Linked DNA regions of Homo sapiens: region 1 is linked to region 2. Evidence: read pairs that join two places in POLR2A ChIA-PET (ENCODE). Cell type or tissue: GM12878. All regions are shown on one strand. Links, peaks and the distances in the headings refer to the core of each region. The heading gives the core; the rest is flanking DNA.

The links. ChIA-PET counts read pairs that join two places held together with the same protein. Peaks named below come from ENCODE experiments on the same cell type or tissue, not always from the same donor. Only the 100,000 strongest peaks of a DNase experiment are listed, where the experiment ranks them.
Region 1: POLR2A ChIA-PET joins it to region 2 with 11 read pairs; 3 of 35 experiments call an interaction of 5 or more read pairs at or near these places.

The regions. Positions count from the first base shown.
Region 1 is chr1:153,288,444-153,296,769 of GRCh38, forward strand. No RefSeq gene overlaps it. Among named protein-coding and RNA genes, the nearest start is that of PGLYRP3, 20 kb to the right of the region's middle. RefSeq lists an enhancer at 3,411-3,490. In GM12878, for the core only: a CTCF peak has its summit at 403 (motif pointing left); a DNase peak (open chromatin) is centred at 3,398.
Region 2 is chr1:153,340,505-153,348,830 of GRCh38, forward strand. It overlaps PGLYRP4 (peptidoglycan recognition protein 4), which reads right to left. Exons shown (of 9, transcript NM_020393.4): 1 at 8,024-8,326; 2 at 7,380-7,474; 3 at 5,598-5,687; 4 at 4,665-4,878; 5 at 2,586-2,704; 6 at 1,123-1,275; 7 at 1-75. The coding sequence starts at 7,428. Among named protein-coding and RNA genes, the nearest start is that of PGLYRP4, 4.2 kb to the right of the region's middle. RefSeq lists enhancers at 3,752-3,831, 4,638-4,857. In GM12878, for the core only: no CTCF peak of the experiment used is centred there; DNase peaks (open chromatin) are centred at 3,654, 5,237, 5,497, 6,021 and 2 weaker places; H3K4me3 peaks cover 3,716 bases; H3K27ac peaks cover 5,334 bases.

The DNA of each region.
Region 1 (8,326 bases), core at 305-8,304, 52 kb before region 2:
ATACATGAGGACAGTGCTAGCAGGAGACTAGACAGGTAGGAGACTAGTCCCAAGGCAGTGCTGGGGCCCCAGCCTGGAGGCAGGGGAGGCTTAGTTCCTCTGACCTCCAACTCTTGGGACAGACAGCCTCACCACTCTGGCCCCTGATGTGCCAAGAGCAGTTTTGTGGCCAGACGTACCAGGATGCCAACCACCCCCACCCCCCACCCGTGTAGCAAGCAACTGTCCCAGCAGGTTTGTATCTCCAGCCATTCTCCCTCCCTTTCTGTGCCTGTACCTGCTGGGTGCCCTGCCTCCTCATTAGGCAGGTCTGGGCAATGGCTCAGCTAAGGGCGCTCCCACTCCACACCCACCAGGGCTGGCCCAGCCCCAGCCCTGACCATGGAGCCAGCTCACCTGCACCACCTACTGGCGAGGCAGGGCAGGACTCCAGCGCCCTTCTGCTGCTATTCCCTAAACCCCGCTTCCACACCAACAGCCGCTGGGACTTAGGGCCCACACTAGGACTCTTAGACTCCAAAGCATTTCAGACCTGGAAAAGGCCCAGGTCACCAGTTGCAACCCCAGTTTTACAAAAGAAGATACTGAAGCTATTCGTTCATTCCACAAATATTTATGGGGCTACCATTACGTGCTGGTGTATCTGGCATCACTCAGGAGCTAGGGACGCACTGGGGAGGTCCTGCCCTCATAAATGGAACAGGCCAGTGAGGAAGACAGATATAAAATAAATAGCCACAGAATTAAAGATAAGCTTTAAATGGCGCAACGTTGGAAAGGGAAAAGTTTATGAATGAATTTATGGCTGGCAGAAGGAGGGCTCCTCTCTGAAGACATGACCTTAAGACTGGAAACTGAAGGTTGAATATAAATTGGCCAGAAAAAGAAATGAAGGTGGGAGAAACATTCTAGACAGAGGAAACAGTATGTGAGAAGGCCCTGATGTCCACAGCCTATGAACAGAAGGCCCTGTCAACAATGGGGCTCCGGAGCTCTGGGGCTCCGACTCACCTCATGAGGAGAAGAGCCCGTGAGGCACATATCTGTTGTCTGGTGGGTCCATCCCTCCCTCATCCCCCTCATCTCTAAATGAAAGCCCTCCTAAGGGAAGGCAATATTGCTTGCTCTTACTTTAGTCGGTTTGAACATATGTATTTTATCCTTCAACTTCATAATATTGTGAGTTCTTCCTCTCTTTCCTTTAGATAGCAACCCAGAGAATTTCACTGTTGCCCAAATTTGACAGAATAGCAAACCAAGAAGGTTGATCAAGTATCCTTGGCTTCATTGAAACTAGCATCTAAACCAAGACTCCCTGTGCTTTTAAACAGCAACACACCTTTAACTTCCTTAAACACCAGAAGGCTATGCATCATGAAGCTCCATGCAGACTCCACAGCACTAATCAAGCATAAGAGTCCTTCCACGTGTCACCCTTGGCTTACTATATGAACACCACACTGTTACCAACATGCCTGGTTCAGTATTAGGGTGGTGTGCCCAAAGTTCACTTGGAGGGCTAAGGGCCAGCTCATGGTCACTTGGCCACAATACCATAAAATGCACCCCTGAAATATGAACCTCATCACATGTGTGTAAAAAGACTAAGAGAAGAAAGGCAAGTAGGAATGAAGTTAAGGGATATTCTTGCCTTTCAGGGAAAGTCAATAATGAAAATTCCAGATTTGGGATCCATAAGAATATTGGTGATAAATGAAATGATTGTGGGCATTCAATAAGGAAAATGGACTAATGAATAATAATGAGCACTGGTGTTGGTACCCCACACACACACAAACACATACTTCAGCAGTCACAGAATTCCTCTTTCCCTCAGCAGTCACAGAATTACCACGATTGGATGATAGATAGTACCTGTCAGTGCTCTTGTGGGTGACAATGAACAGAAGCAGAGACTTGTGGCTAATGGATTACCATCGGCCTGGAGGTAGATCTCTGCAAAACCTACACGAGGCTATGGTGGTGCGGAGAAACAGACACTACCTAAGTTGAGTCTGTTATTCATGTATAAAGTGGGGGGGATAATAGTGCCCTCCTCACAAGGTTCTCGTGAAGGTCAAATGGGGTGATCTATGCAAAAGTTCCTAATACTCATTGCCCAATACATGTGGATACTTGGGGCATGGGTGATAACGAAGGATTTGAATAAAAATGCTGGGCCGGGGTAATCCCAACACTTTGGGAGGCCAAGGTGGGTGGAGCCCTTGAGCCCAGGAGACCAAGGAGCACTTCAAGACCTGCCTGGGCAACATGGTGAAACCTTGTCTTTACGAAAAATACAAAAATTAGCCAAGCATGGTGGTGCACACCTATAGTCCCAGCTAATCAGGAGGCTGAGGTGGGAGAATGGCTCAAGCCCTGGAGGTCAAGGCTGCAGTGAGCTGAGACCATGCCACTGCACTCCAGCCTGGGTGACAGAGTGAGACCCTGTCTCAAAAAAAAAAAAAAAAAAAAAAAACCTGAAGATAAAGACGTGAGCAATGACACATAGAGGATGACAACATCAAAATTCAAAAAGATTTCAACAGATTTGAACAAAAGGGAACACCACTAATACGACACTAAATCAAGACAAACCAGAGTCTTGCAGTTAGGTTGAAAAACAGGCCTGGTGAAGGCAGGAAGGGATGAGAGGTGGGTTAATAGCAATCATGATGAAGTGGAAGCTGATGGCATGATGCGGTGGCCAGAGAGGTAAAGCAATCTTGGGCTGCATTGCTATGGCCAGGGTTGTTATTACCACATGAATTCAGAGCTACAGCATTTACAGAGGGTTTCACATGTACCACCTATTAATTGAAGAATGTTGTTAGATCAAGGGAAGTGATTACTCCAATGAACCCTGAGTCAGAGGATCCCTGGAATTTTGTCTTCTGCCAGTCACCAAATGTAAAAGGAATATAAGTAACCAAACAGCCAGTGTGATATGGGCAAAGGAACAAAAACTCAGCTCAGCATTGACACGCACTAGCTATGTGACCTTAAGGAAATGACTTAATCTCTCCAAGCTGAGCCTCAGTTTTCTCAATAGAACAGCAGTTCCTGCCCTGTAGAACTGTCTTGAGGATTAGATGAAATCCCATATACCATGTGCCTACCACAGAGTCTGCAAGCAGAAAAGACAATCAATTGCCATTAGGCCCGCAGCCCCCTCAGTTATCCACTTATGGGTATCTGCTCTGTAGTTCTGCTGGAACCTGGTTTCATTTCAAGTCAGTTTCCTTCTCACCCCTTAGTCATTACACACTGGGTCCTTCCCCCATCCTCACCCCAGTCGGAGCTGAGTGGGGACAGACCCAGACAAAGCCACTGTACTTGCCCCCTTCCCCGAGACATGCCACTGGACCATCACAGCACATGTTCCCCAGATCTGAGGCTCAGCATGTCCAAAATGCTGACGGAGCACCTGCTACACACCAGGACTAGGTACGTAGTATGAGTGTACTAACTGGGTTCCTGCTTTCACAGAGCTTATAATCTAGTGGGAAATTCAGATGATTAAAACATGTATACAGACAGAGAGAGAAAAACACATAAATAAGTAATTATAAGTGAACATAGTAGAGGGAAATCCTAATTTGGGGACCTCAAGAGCTAGGCTCTTAGATGAAGTGGCACATGAGCTGAGCACTGGAGAGAGAGGAGGAAACTCCCCAGCTCCCCTCCCAGGCAGGCAGCTGCTTAACTTTTGGGTACCAGAGGGCTCTCAGCCACTCTGAGAGGGAGCCCCAGCTCCCCACCCATGGGGTGACACTTCTTACTCCAGCCTACCATGGAAAGTTCCCAAGAGGTCCCTGTCACACGTCCTGGGAGCTCCACCCCTGCCCACCAGTCCTTCGACCTAATAACACCTTCCCCTCTTGCAGGGCCAGGCTCTAATTAACGCCCCGCCTGACGGAACCTGCTGGGCCAGAAACACACTGGGTGTGCTCAGTCTGGCTCCCAAATGCATACCTTCCCCAGAGCCACCCTGCCCCTGGCCTTCTGACCCTCTCCTCCCACTCCCAGCACCCCCGCAGCCCTGGGGCAGGGTGTGGAGATGATTTTCAGGGCGCAGCGAGGAGATAATTTGTGGGTGTCTACTGTACTGAGACTCAGACCCACTTCCCCCACTAATCCTTTCACACTGCCATATTCTAGATGTTGGTGAAAGAGAAGAGAAAGAATAAAGACAGGCACGAACAGGAGCAGAAGGGCAGACAGACAGAAAATGAGGAGCATGAAGAAACAGGCAGGGAGGCAGCGTGAGAGAAAAGAAGAGGCCGAGAGGGAGGGGAGGGAGGCACAGACACACACAAGACACAATGTTGGAAAGAAAAAAGCCCACAACGTGAAGAGGAAGAGCCCAGGAAGCATGGGGAAGGGTGGCAGGAAGCTCAGGAAGAAAGGTTTTCCTAAGTCAGCCAGTCGGAAGAAAGCCACCGCCAGGGGAGCAGCTGCAGTTGCGTTTCCCGCGCACCACACCCCACCACACCCACCACCCACAGCCCCAGAGGCTGCATCCACCACAGTGAGGGGTCACAGGAGCCTCCACAGGGGCGGGGTTGGAGGGCATTGGTGCTGGAGAAGATAGGATGTCTCCCCCAGATCTCACCAGCAGAGGGGAAGCCGCCAGAGGGTAAGGGGGAAGGATGGCCTGGCATTAAGAGGGAGTTCCCTGTGAGAAATCTGCGGAGGCTCAACAGTGGAGACACTGGGATTTTCCGCTCTGCGGTAAGCGTCTGAGACCAGCTGAGGGAGACACTGCCTCTGCCCAACCCATCCTGGCTTTCCTCCTACAGACGCTTAGGTGGCCCCAGCAGTGTGCCAGGCCCTGTACTGGCCCAGGAGACGGAGCGAGGGGAGCAGGTGCAGCCCTCGGGGAGTCCAAGCCGGCAGGGAGAAGGCACGCGGGCAGCAAAGAGGCACTACGAGGCCGGGGCCGAGTCCATGGGCGCTTGCGGTGGGAGACGCCATTTCTAGTTTGGAGAAGCAGGTTCTGGAAGAGCAAGCCTTTGAAAAGCAGCTAAAAAAAAAAAAGTGGGATTGGAGAGGTCAAGAGAGGGGAAGTTGTGCAGGCAAAGGCAGGAACATGTGAAAGCCCAGCGTGTGAGACTGCAAGTGACCCGCACGGGCTTGTTCTGTGGGAAAGAGATTATGGAGGCCCTAACCGACATACTCGTGTGTTGTTAGTTGACTCAGTGGGGAAGGAGAGGCCATACCATGATTTTAGCAGAGGGGTGATAGGAATCATGCCGTGCCTCAACCTCAGAACCTGGGTGCTCCTTCCTCTACTTAACTCATGGGGCGACTTGAACAGGTCATCTACCTCCTTCCGGTTCAGTGTTCCGTGAAACAGGAGGCTTTAACCAGATTGATATTCACTATGCTGGAACCAAAGAAAACTTTGGAGTCTTTTTTTCCCAGCTTATAATCATGGACAACCACTGAGTCGATGAGCTCTGGGCCCTTCCCACCCTGACAATGCCGGGGGCCATGAAGGGGCTGTGCCCCCTCCTTCACCGTGGGCTGCTTCAAACCTGCCCCACCCACTTGCAGGCCTGCCTGGCTCCTCCCTGCTCATCACCAGGTCTGGGCACAATCTGCACCAATTTTCCCCAGGCAGCTGCGGTTGATGCCCACGAAGGCACATCCTTCCTGCCACAGTCAAACAGGAGTAACAGACAGCAACAATCACACGCCTCACCCGATGCCAGTGGAATGGTTCTTCAATGCTGAGCACGAGTTCTCAGACCCTTACACCTGATCATTCATTTAACCCTGGCGATAATCCTCTGAGGGGGGTGTTAGTATTGCCCCTCACTCTAAATGATTAAGGGGAAGCTGGGAAGAATTTCTCTATAAAAGAACACAGGAGAAGCAAACTGCCTGGAATAAGCTGCCTTGAATTTGCCTTGGAAGAGCGTTTGCTGGCTGGGCACAGTGGCTCACGCTGTAACCCCAGCACTTTGGGAGGCCGAGGCAGGTGGATCACAAGGTCAAGAGATCAAGACCATCCTGGCCAACATAGTGAAACCTCGTCTCTACTAGAAATACAAAAATTAGCCAGGCGTGGTGGCAGGCGCCTATAGTCCCAGCTACTCAGGAGGCTGAGACAGGAGAATTGCTTGAACCCAGGAGGTGGAGGTTGCAGTGAGCCGAGATAGTGCCACTGCACTACAGCCTGGGCAACAGAGCAAGACTGTGTCTCAAGAAAACAGGAAGGAAGGAAGGAAGGAAGGGGCATTTGCCGGTTGAGTGCTCTGATTTTACTTAGTATGTTTAAGATCAATAAAAGTAGATAATTTGGGAAAAACAATAATCCAGACCATGCAGTATTTTTTCTTGAGACAGAGTCTTGCTCTGCCGCCCAGGCTGGAGTGCAGTGGCGCTATCTCGGTTCACTGCAACCTCCACCTCCCGGGTTCAAGCAATTCTCCTGTCTCAGCCCCACGAGTAGCTGGGACTACAAGCACCTGCCACCACACCTGGCTAATTTTTGTTTTTTTAGTAGAGACGGAGTTTCACCTTGTTGGTCAGGCTGGTCTTGAATTCCTAACTTCAGGTGATCCACCCGCCTTGGCTTCCCACAGTGCTGGCATTGCAGGCATGAGCCACCGCGCCCAGCCAATATTGTTGTTTTGAGGCCTTCATGAGTGCTGATGGAGTTGGGGAGTCTACAGTCTCTTCTAAAGTTCATAAGGGATGGAGGTTGGGGAGGGAGGTCAATGAGTCCCTAAGGCCTGGGAATGGTGTTTAAATCAAAAAGAGGAGACCCTCTATTTTGGAGGATTATAAGGAAGGCCAAGAATTATAAGGATACCTTTTTCATGAAACCATTTCTCAGCATCTCAGTCTACCCCTCTGGCTACTTCCTGCATGAGGGGATGTTAAACTCACCCCTGCTGGGGAAGGTTCCTCTGGGAAGCCTGTGCCCACACCCCACCCCTCCACCAGAAGGGGGCTAGCAGGAGTGTCACTTCTTACTGCAGGAGGAAGACCTTTCACTACAGGAGTTCTACTGGAGCCACCTTCCTCTGATTGTATAAATGGAGCAAGAGTTCTGAGTCTCCCTGGGCTTATGTGACCCTCTAGACAAACCACTCTTCCCCTGCTTACATAACCAGGATGCCATAGGGCAAATGACAAATGGACAGAATCAATCTAATGAGATCGGAGGGACCGTTTTGAAAGCACAGAGCTGTATACAGATTAGGCCGTTAAAGCCTGCTTTGTAAGAGACGTGAAACACTGGAAGCAAAGACACAGCATCAGTACTCAAAACATGTACAGGGGGAAGAAAGCCCATGTTTCTGGCACCCCTTCTTCCTCCTTCCCTCTTTAAACCAAAAATAAAGCTCTAATCCCCACAACTGACTGACGAACCTCCATCTTGGCCAAGGGTATTCCAAAGGAAACCTGAAAATCTAGTTCAGGCCATGTTGGGAAGTGGGGTCAGACATGGCTCATTATACCCTTCTCCCTTAGGGATTCAGGCACAACTGACCAGCATTAACCTTAAAACAGAGATCTTAAGACTGACCAAACAGACTGTTGCTATAAGATATCAACATGACAGTTAGCAGATCCTGAAAGAAATTGAAGTATTTTACCCCAAACTATATTTATTTGACATATTTTGAAATGGCCCTGTAAAGCTGTCTCTTGTGGGGAAAATTCCCATTCTGTAGAGAATTCCCTTCCCTCTCCAGGTCTTTTCCCTGATCCAGGAGAGAATTGACTAAGAGTCTGGCTCCTTTTAGGTCTGATAAGAGCTCCGCAGCCTGCTACCTGGAGGTTTCATGTGCATGATAAACCGTGGTCTCCACAATCCCCATCTTAACCCAGACATTCCTTTCTATTGGTTGGAGGTCTTTAGATAATAACTCTTTCAACCAATTGCCAATCAGAAAATCTTTGAATTCACTTATGACTTGGACGCCCCCCCCGCCACCCACCCACCTCCTGCTTGGAGTTGTCCCACCTTTCCAGCGAAACCAATATACATCTTACATGTATCGATTGATGTCTCATGTCTCCCTAAAATATATAAAACCAAACTGTAGCCTGACCACGTTGGGTACATGTTCTCAGGATCTGCTGGGGCTGTGCCACAGGCCGTGGTCACTAATATTTGGCTTAGAATAAATCTCTTCAAATATTTTACACAGTTTGACTCTTTGTCAACACCTTCCCTTGTTTCCAGATCAAAACCCGTGAAAACAAGAGCCAGCTCACGTGCTTCCGGTAAACAGCAGTACGTCATCATGCCCCCATCTGAAGAAAAGGAGCTTCCCTCTGGGCAAGAGGAGCCCAGGTAGGGAGG
Region 2 (8,326 bases), core at 59-8,058:
TCGCTGGGAGAGTCATCCTGGGACAGTGGGTCTCCCTGGCTCCCCACACAGACCGTGGGACAACGCCGGGGCAAGCTGAGGTGGGGCGAGAAACCACAGAGGGTTCATCTTCCCCATCTATGCCAGCCACTTCTCCACCGTAGGCTGATATAATGCTCAGGACCCTCAACTTCCCAAACCCCTCTGGGTCTCCCACCCTGCCCCCAACCACCCTGCCCCCAACAGTGGGACTTGAGAGCAGACAGTGTCCCGCAGTGGGACATGGACATTTTATTCTAAGAATATGTATTTGAGTCATTTGTAATCCATGAAACTCTCTGTCAATGTAAGCGATCATTTATGTTAACAGATGGCACCAGAGATCAAATTTACTCAAGGCTTTAATATAATAGAGATGAATCTTCTTTCAATCTTGATTAAGCCCAAGAAAAGGCTGAAAGTGCTTATTAAATTTACTGTTTTTGATGTTGCTGCTTGTTAAACCCAAAATGGTATCCACCTTTTATTATCTGAATTATGTTGAGCTCTTTCTTTAAAGTCTGTGTAAGTGGTGGTCTAAGTTTTCTGCAGCACTTCAGTCTATTCGTGTTGTTTTGGTTTTTGTATTCAGAAATGTGTGTTTGTGTGTGTTCATGTGTAAACATATGAGTGTATAAATATGTGTATAAATGTGTCCAGTCCCTTTCCATTGTTTCCTCCCTTGCACTTTTCTCCATATAACATCCCAATATGTCACTTATTTATTTGCTTATTGTCTTTCTCTGCCCTCTAGACTGAAACTTCATGAGGCCAGGGACTTTTGCTTTTCATTCCTGAGTATATTTTCAGGGTCTAGAAGGTGTTCAGTAATTGCTTGTTGAGTGATGGAAGAAAGGAGTGTGCATATATGACACCAGGGATAATGCTATGGCTCTTTCATATGAGGAATCTGAGGGACAAAGAGGTGGCCTGGAGGTTTCCTCTCAAGATTTGCCAGCCCCAAGAGTTCAGAGAGTTGGGTGGCCAGTTGCCTTCCAGAAGGAATCTAATGGGCCCTACTGAAAAGGTCACTCCCAATGGTATTTGCGAGTTAGTTGGGGTGAGCCCAGTGGCAGGCCCAGTAGGGCTGAAGAAAGGTCTTACCCTTCTTCAGGCTTGTCTTCTGCCGAGGGGCCAGGCAGTTCTCGCCTTTCCCAAGAAGTGGCTGAACATAACTGGATGACAGGTGGCCCTTCTGGACAGCATAGGTGATTAGGTTTTCCATGGCCGACAGGGCAGCAGGGCTGGGACTGTGGCCTAGAAGAGAGAAATCTGTGGGAAACCTCCACCCAGCCTGAGTTTCAGGGGATCTTTTGGGGAAGGAGAAGATGCTCTGCCAGCCCCTGCACAGCTGATGGAGAGGAAGAAAAGGGAACAGGTTATGCCCCCAGTTGGAGAGGCTGAGAATTAAGGATCTTCCTGGAAAGATCTCTCAGTGGCTCAAAATGAAGTCCTTTCTCATCCCAAATACCTGCCAAACTTCACCTCCTCTCTCCATGAAAGAGCTCAGAAGCAGCACCAAGCCCAGCAGCACCCGCCAGGCCAGGCCAGGGTTTCCCATCAGAAGGGGCCCCTCCAGGCATGTGTCAGGCTCTTTGCCTACAATAACTCATTTAATCAGCAGCACAAACCTCTGAGAGATGCTATTATTAACTGCATTATTTGTGAAGAGGAACTTGAGGCTCTGAGAAGTAATGTGCTCAAGATCCCAAGCTAACGACAAATGGAAATGAGTAGTCATGAAAACAAAAGCAAAAACAAGATAAACACAGAGTCCTCTGGAGTGCTGGGGAAACCACCCAGGAGCTGGAGATAAAAGATATGGACCATGTTCTGATTCCTCTCCTTCTAGCTGTGTCACTTGGGGTCATCGACCTCTCTGAAACCCAGACTGCACCTCTGCACAACAGGGGTCATGAAATCTACCTGGACTCTCTCAAAAGGTACTGGAAGGGGAAAATGAGAAACTAGGTATGTAAGATCTCTGTTAACGGGAAAGGGTACACAAATTCAAAGGAATGGTCCTGGAGTACATATGTTAAGATGCATGTGGCAAGGGGCCTTGGAGCAACAGTCCAGAAAGAAGTAGAAGAGAGTCAGAGATTAGGGGACCCAGAGTGGTTTTTTTTTAGAAATATATAGAAAATCTAGGAGTAAGAGATGAAAGGAAGAGGTGCCTGGCAGGAACTTGGAAAGCATGGCCCACAGCCACAGAATGGTCAGAGCTCAAGAGGAAGATGTGTTAGTCATTGACATAGAGGAGAGAGCTGAAGCCCAGATAAGCTTGCAGAGAGATGACTGGTCAGCATCTCCACATAAAAGATGGCTAGAGAAAGAGGAGCCTGTTTACAGGGGTTGAGAAGGAAGCCAGGGCAGTAGGAAGAGACCCTTCACAAAGTCATTTCCTGGAAATCAAGGAAGAAGAAAATTCCAAGAGAGAGTGGGTCTTCAGAGAAGTATGAGAAGGATAAGACAGCAGAGTAGCAGATAGCTAGTTCCCATGAAGTGGCCCCTGAGACAAAGGATTAGAGAACTCTTTGGAGAAGGTCAGCTGTGATAACTGTTACCTTTCTTAGTGCCAAAGAAGGCAAAGCCCAGGGAGATGTTGTTGTAGCCTTGGGTGTGCACTCCTTGGATATTCCAGCCAACACCTTCATACACCCTGCCATCATCCCCAACCAGGAAGCTATGGAGCAAGATAATACAGGTTTCATGGCTGGCACTGTAGGACATTCCTGAGAGGTGAAACCACTTACCCAGCCTCAAAATGGAGAAGGACTGAAGCTATGTTCACTAAAAGGAATTTGCATGAACTCTTCCCAGACATTGAAAAGAGCAAGTCATTTATACTAGTCCTTAGAATTCAGAAGGACCCACTCTCACACTCCCTACCCCCTTCCCTTTTCAGAGGCTGCAGTTTTACCATAAATCATTCTACATGCTCAGGAGAAGAGGTCCTAGAGGTTCCATGGTAACTGACCACACAATGGAAGGCTCTTCTGTCTTCCACGCTTCCTTAAACCGGGCTCTCCTACCTCCTCCAAAGTGTGTGCTGCCTGTGTGATCCACGCAGAGCTGTTCATTTGATTTCTCCCTGTCACGTAACTGTCCTACATAGACTTCCCAAGAAATAGCTCCTGAGACAGGGACGAGGATGCAGGCACTTCATCTGCAAAGAGATCTAACAGAGCAGGAGCACCATCATCTCAGACAAACACCACCACTTTAAATTCCAGCTCCCTTTCTAGCCTCATGTATTTCAAGGAAATCACTTCTCTTCTAAAAAACAAGCAGCCAGAAAGAGCAGACAGTAAAACACAGATAAGACAGCTCAGGCGCAGAGAGGGGTGGGAGGAAAGTCCCTTGAGTAACTGCCAAACTTCACCCTCATACAATTGGCCCCAGTAAAACAGTGGGCCTTAATAAGCACATTCCTTTCCCTTCAGGTGCACTAAGATAAGGAAGCTAAAAGCAGACTGGGGGGCGGTGGGGATATGCCTGCAGCTGCAGAAAGATGTATGGGAACAGACACACAACTGTCCCTCCCAGATAAGCACGACAAAGACACAGAAGCAGTCCAAGCCTCTGATAAACTCTCCCACCCTGAAACCTTAAAAACTCTTAGTCTGTAAGAGAGTAGGCTCTGACCTAACTTGGCCAAAAGCCTCTCTCAGTTTTGTTTTTTCTAAAATAAACCAGTCCTCGACTGTCGAGCCACCTTTCATGGTTCTTTCCTCTTTAATTCTTACAGGATCCCAGAAGCCAGGGTGAGGAGAGTGAGACAGAAGGAAGAAAGCCAGCAAAGTATGTGAAATTGGGCTGGCTCACAGTGGCTACCTGTGACTCCACCCCACCCTGTGGCCTTCCCAGGAGCTGTGTACATGCGCTTTAGAACTGCCTCTCATAAGGGCTGGGGTTGAGGAGGCTACACACCAAGCCCTGTCCCCCAGGAAGGCATTCACTCCCTTTTGTCGTCAGGGGCTGGGGGAAGGTCTGAAGCAGGAAAGCAGAGAGATGTGTTGGGCACTTGAGGCAGGAAGCCATCACTGCACTCAGGAACTGTCCACAGCTAGCCAAAGTCAGAGGTGAGCCAAGGGCATGTGGTATGGGCACCAGTACGACCTACTAGAGCGATCATTACAGGAACAGATGGACATTTGCCTCACTGAGGCTGGAGCCCATGTGTGTGGTGTGGAGGAGCACGCCAGGGATGAAGAGAGCCAGTTTAGGCTCCATGGGTCCATAGATATGTGACCTCAAATTAATCAGCCTCCCTCCCTTGGGCCCCTCTTCCCAGGGCAAAGAGATGGTGACACCTGCCTACCAGTCGGGAGAGCTAAAGCCCTCATGTATGAGGAAGTCGTTTGCAATCTGTAGTGTGCTGTGCAAGCCAGGGTTGGGGGAGGGTAGAGAATACAGTTATTACTTAACCTTCCTTGCTTCCTCCTGGGAGCTCTCAGAGACAGGCACCTCACAGAAAAATCCAAAGGATTGGGAGTTTCATGGGGGTTTTAAATATTTTATTCATTATAAAACATATAGGACCACAACCCAGAAAATGAGGAAAAGGGATGAGAAGGGACAGGAGAAGCATCCCAGGGAAGCAACACTGACCATGTGCCGTGGGACCCAGACCCAGCTCTTACTTGTAGGCCACATCACACCCACTGTTGTTGTGGACATGATGGGCCTGCAGTTCCCGCAGTCTCTGGCTGCAGACTGTCTGGTCGTGACACTCCAGTCCAGGGACATGGTGTATAACAAGGACATTCACTGGCGTGGTCAGCTGAATACTGCAGCCAACAGCTTCTGCCCCCCATGCCTTGCGAGAGACCGTGGTGGAGACATCTGTGGGAAGGCCTTGGGGACGTCACTCAGCGCACCTGCCCCATCACTACCGCATTAGCCCGCCAAGCTGAACATGCAGGCATGGGCTGTGTCGGCCCCTTGGTAGTGGAAGAGCCTTCAGCAGGCAGGTGCACCTGCCCTGCCCACCTCTACATACCCATCTCTCCAACACTCACCCCGAACACAGACTCTGCACCTGGCCAGGGAGCCTAATGCTTTGCTCCCCCATCCCATAATGTCCCCTACTCATCTCCTCCCCTGCTGTGGTCCAGGCTCTGCACTTCAGGAAGCATCACCTGCTTATCCCTGGGGAAAGCCCTGAGCAGCCTGGCTTGGTGTCACCTCAGCATTCAATGTGTGCTCTCTGATCATTTCCTCTGCGGTTCTGAGTGTTCCCTGAGGGGACTGCATCTTCTCCCCCCAGCAGGGGCTATGTCTCCCCCTCAGTCTGAGGACTTCCTGAGGGCAAGGTTTGGGTCTCCCTCCACAGGGAGTCCCTGTCTGCAGAGGCTGTTTCCCCTCTTCCTGGGTTTCTAGCCCTCCAGCACCAGCCTTCCATCCCAAGGACCTGGGTAATTAATGCAGGTGGTTTACTGGTACTGCTCTCTGCACTTCAACCCCATTTTCCCCCTCCCAGTCACATGTGGCTTTGCAGACCTCAGAAACATTTCCGATCACATGAAAAACCCCAGCTCGTCCCAAAACCCCCTTACTATCCAGATCCAGTTTACCTTTTTCAGTGAGCTGGGAGATGTTCTCAAATAGGTACTGGAGCCCCTCTGATACCTGTTTAGCTTGTGTTTTGTTCCAGGAGGAATCACCTGCAAAGGAATATCCCATTTTGCATCAGAGAGCACCAATACCAGCCATCATGGTGGCACCAGCTCTGAACAGAAACAGCCATCCCCTCTCCACTGCCCCTCTGCCTCCTCAAATCCCAGAGCCTCCTCTAAGAAATCTCTCTGGGCTGACCAGAGGGCCACCTCTAATAGCAGCAGGTGGCATAACTTCCTTCCATGCCAACTCTGGGAAATCCCCTGGGATAGGCAAGGAGTTGGAAATGTTATCCTTTTCTCATGAGCTGTATCTACACACACAATTGGCGGGGAAAAAAAAAAAACTAGAAATGTATTCAGACACTTCAAAACCACAAAGTCCTCTCTTGTGTGCATTTTACCGAAGCAATGGGGAAGCGTGTGTGAAGAAGGGGTTAGAATTACCTGCACGGCTCAGACCAGTTCCCCCGGGATTGATTTTAGGGACGTGTGCTATGCCCATTCTCCTGTCTGAAGGCCCATGGGGGATGGGCAGGGTGTTGATTGAGACCCTTACCCACAAGGAGCTTTCTCTTATTGACAAGCACAAACCCAAGCCATAGGCTGGACTCTGATTGACATCATAATAACACAAATGTAATCCTTGCTCCTGTTTATTTGCTTTTACTGCCCACGTATTGCTATATCTTCAGGTGCATTATCTCATTTAATCCTCACAGTGAGTTTAGGAAGTCATAACTATCTCAATTTTCAGATGGGAAAATAAGGGTTTATAGAGCTTAATTGCTTGTTTAAAATCATTCCTAGAGGCAGAGCGAGGACTTGAATCCAGGTCTATAGGCTCCAAGTTCTGTGCTCTATGTACAATCTATTCTTTCTCCTTAAGAGAGAGTAGGTTTTGGGGGATTTTTTCGTTTTGTTTTGTTTTTTGTTTGTTTGTTTGTTTGAGACGGACTCTCACTCTGTCACCAGGCTGGAGTGCAGTGGCTCAATCTCGGCTCACTACAACCTCTGCCTCCCGGGTTCAAGCAGTTCTCTCATGCCTCCCTCCCGAGTAGTTGGGACTACAGGAGCGCGCCAGATGGAGTTTCACCATGTTGGCCAGGATGGTCTCGATCTCTTGACCTCCTTATCTGCATGCCTCGGCTTCCCAAAGTGCTGGGATTAGAGGCGTGAGCAACTGCGCCCGGCCAAGAGAGAATGGGTTTGTTTTTGTTTGTTTGTTGGTTTGTTTGTTTTTTGAGACAAGTTCTCGCTCTGTCACCCAGGTTGGAGTGCAGTGGCACGATCTCATCTCACTACAACCTCCATCTCCTGGCTTCAAGCAATTCTCCTACCTCAGCCTCCCTCCTGAGTAGCTGGAACTAGAGGCATGTGCCACCACACCCAGCTAATTTTTGTATTTTTAGTAGAGACGTGGTTTCACCATGTTGGCCAGGATGGTCTCGATCTCTTAACCTCGTGATCTGCCCACCTAGGCCTCCCAAAGTGCTGGGATTACAAGCATAAGCCACCACCCCTGGCCAAGAGAGAGTAGTTTTTTTTGTTGTTGTTTGTTTGTTTTTGAGACAAGTTCTTCCTCTGTCACTCAGGCTGGAGTGCAGTGGTGGGATCTCGGCTCACTGCAGCCTTGAACTCCTCAGGCTCAGATGGACAGTAGGTATTTTTTAATTCCTATTATGAGACTTTAGGATCACCCTTCTCGGTTGCTTTTTGGCCCAGGGAAAGAAAACTTACCCCAGGCCTGGATACCCAGAGCAGAGAAGACAAGAAGCCACGGCAGCATCCCCACGTGGTCCCAGGACACCAATCTGGAGAGTGTGGATGGCAGCCTGAGAGAGACGCTGACAGTTGTTAACATGACCATTCTCAATCTGCAGAGCATCCCAAACCCTGACTGCAGTGGGTGCCATCTGCCTCCTCTACCATCCTGTGGCCTCCTGAGGGCCAGCACCTGCTTCAGTCTTCTCAGGGCCCCCAGCATACAGCAGGTGCTCAGCATCCCTGTCCTATTATTACCCGAGGAACTCAATTTCATCACGTGCCCACGGCGTGCAAGGCTGTGTACACACTTGCACATGCAGTCTTATTTAATTAGTCCTCACACTAATCCTGTCATGTAAGACTGTTAACCCCCATTTTTACAGACAAAGGAAGTAAGATCCAAGAATGGTACAACCGAGAAATCCAGACTCATATGGATGGGTCTTATGCAGAGAATCCCTTCCCAGCTGGGAATATGCCAGATGAGGGAGATATAGGAGTAGGAGGGGTTCCTAGTTCTAGGGCAGAGGAAATCCAATCCTTAACACTCTTTCTGGTGGATTCCAGTCCCTTTGCTGGAAGAGGGCTTCTGAAGAAGAAACACATACTCAACTCACAGATATCTGTGGGTCCTGTGCTGTCCCAGCCCAGCAGGTCAGGGTGCAGTCAGCTTGCCCCTGATTGGCCAGCAGCTCCTTCCCTTCCAGACTTGGCCTCCAGGCCCTGCCCTTCTTCACCAACTGGCGCCTTCTCCTCCAGCCTTCACTCTCCCTAGCCCTAGAGGGCACTCCCTCCCTGGGAATGGAGCACTCGGGCTCTAGCTTCCCAGAGAGAAGAGAGCCCAGGATCCCTAACAAAAGATGGGGAGAAGGGAAGACAGAGGGCAAGGCTCTGAGCCAGCTCCTTTCACAGCACCTGGA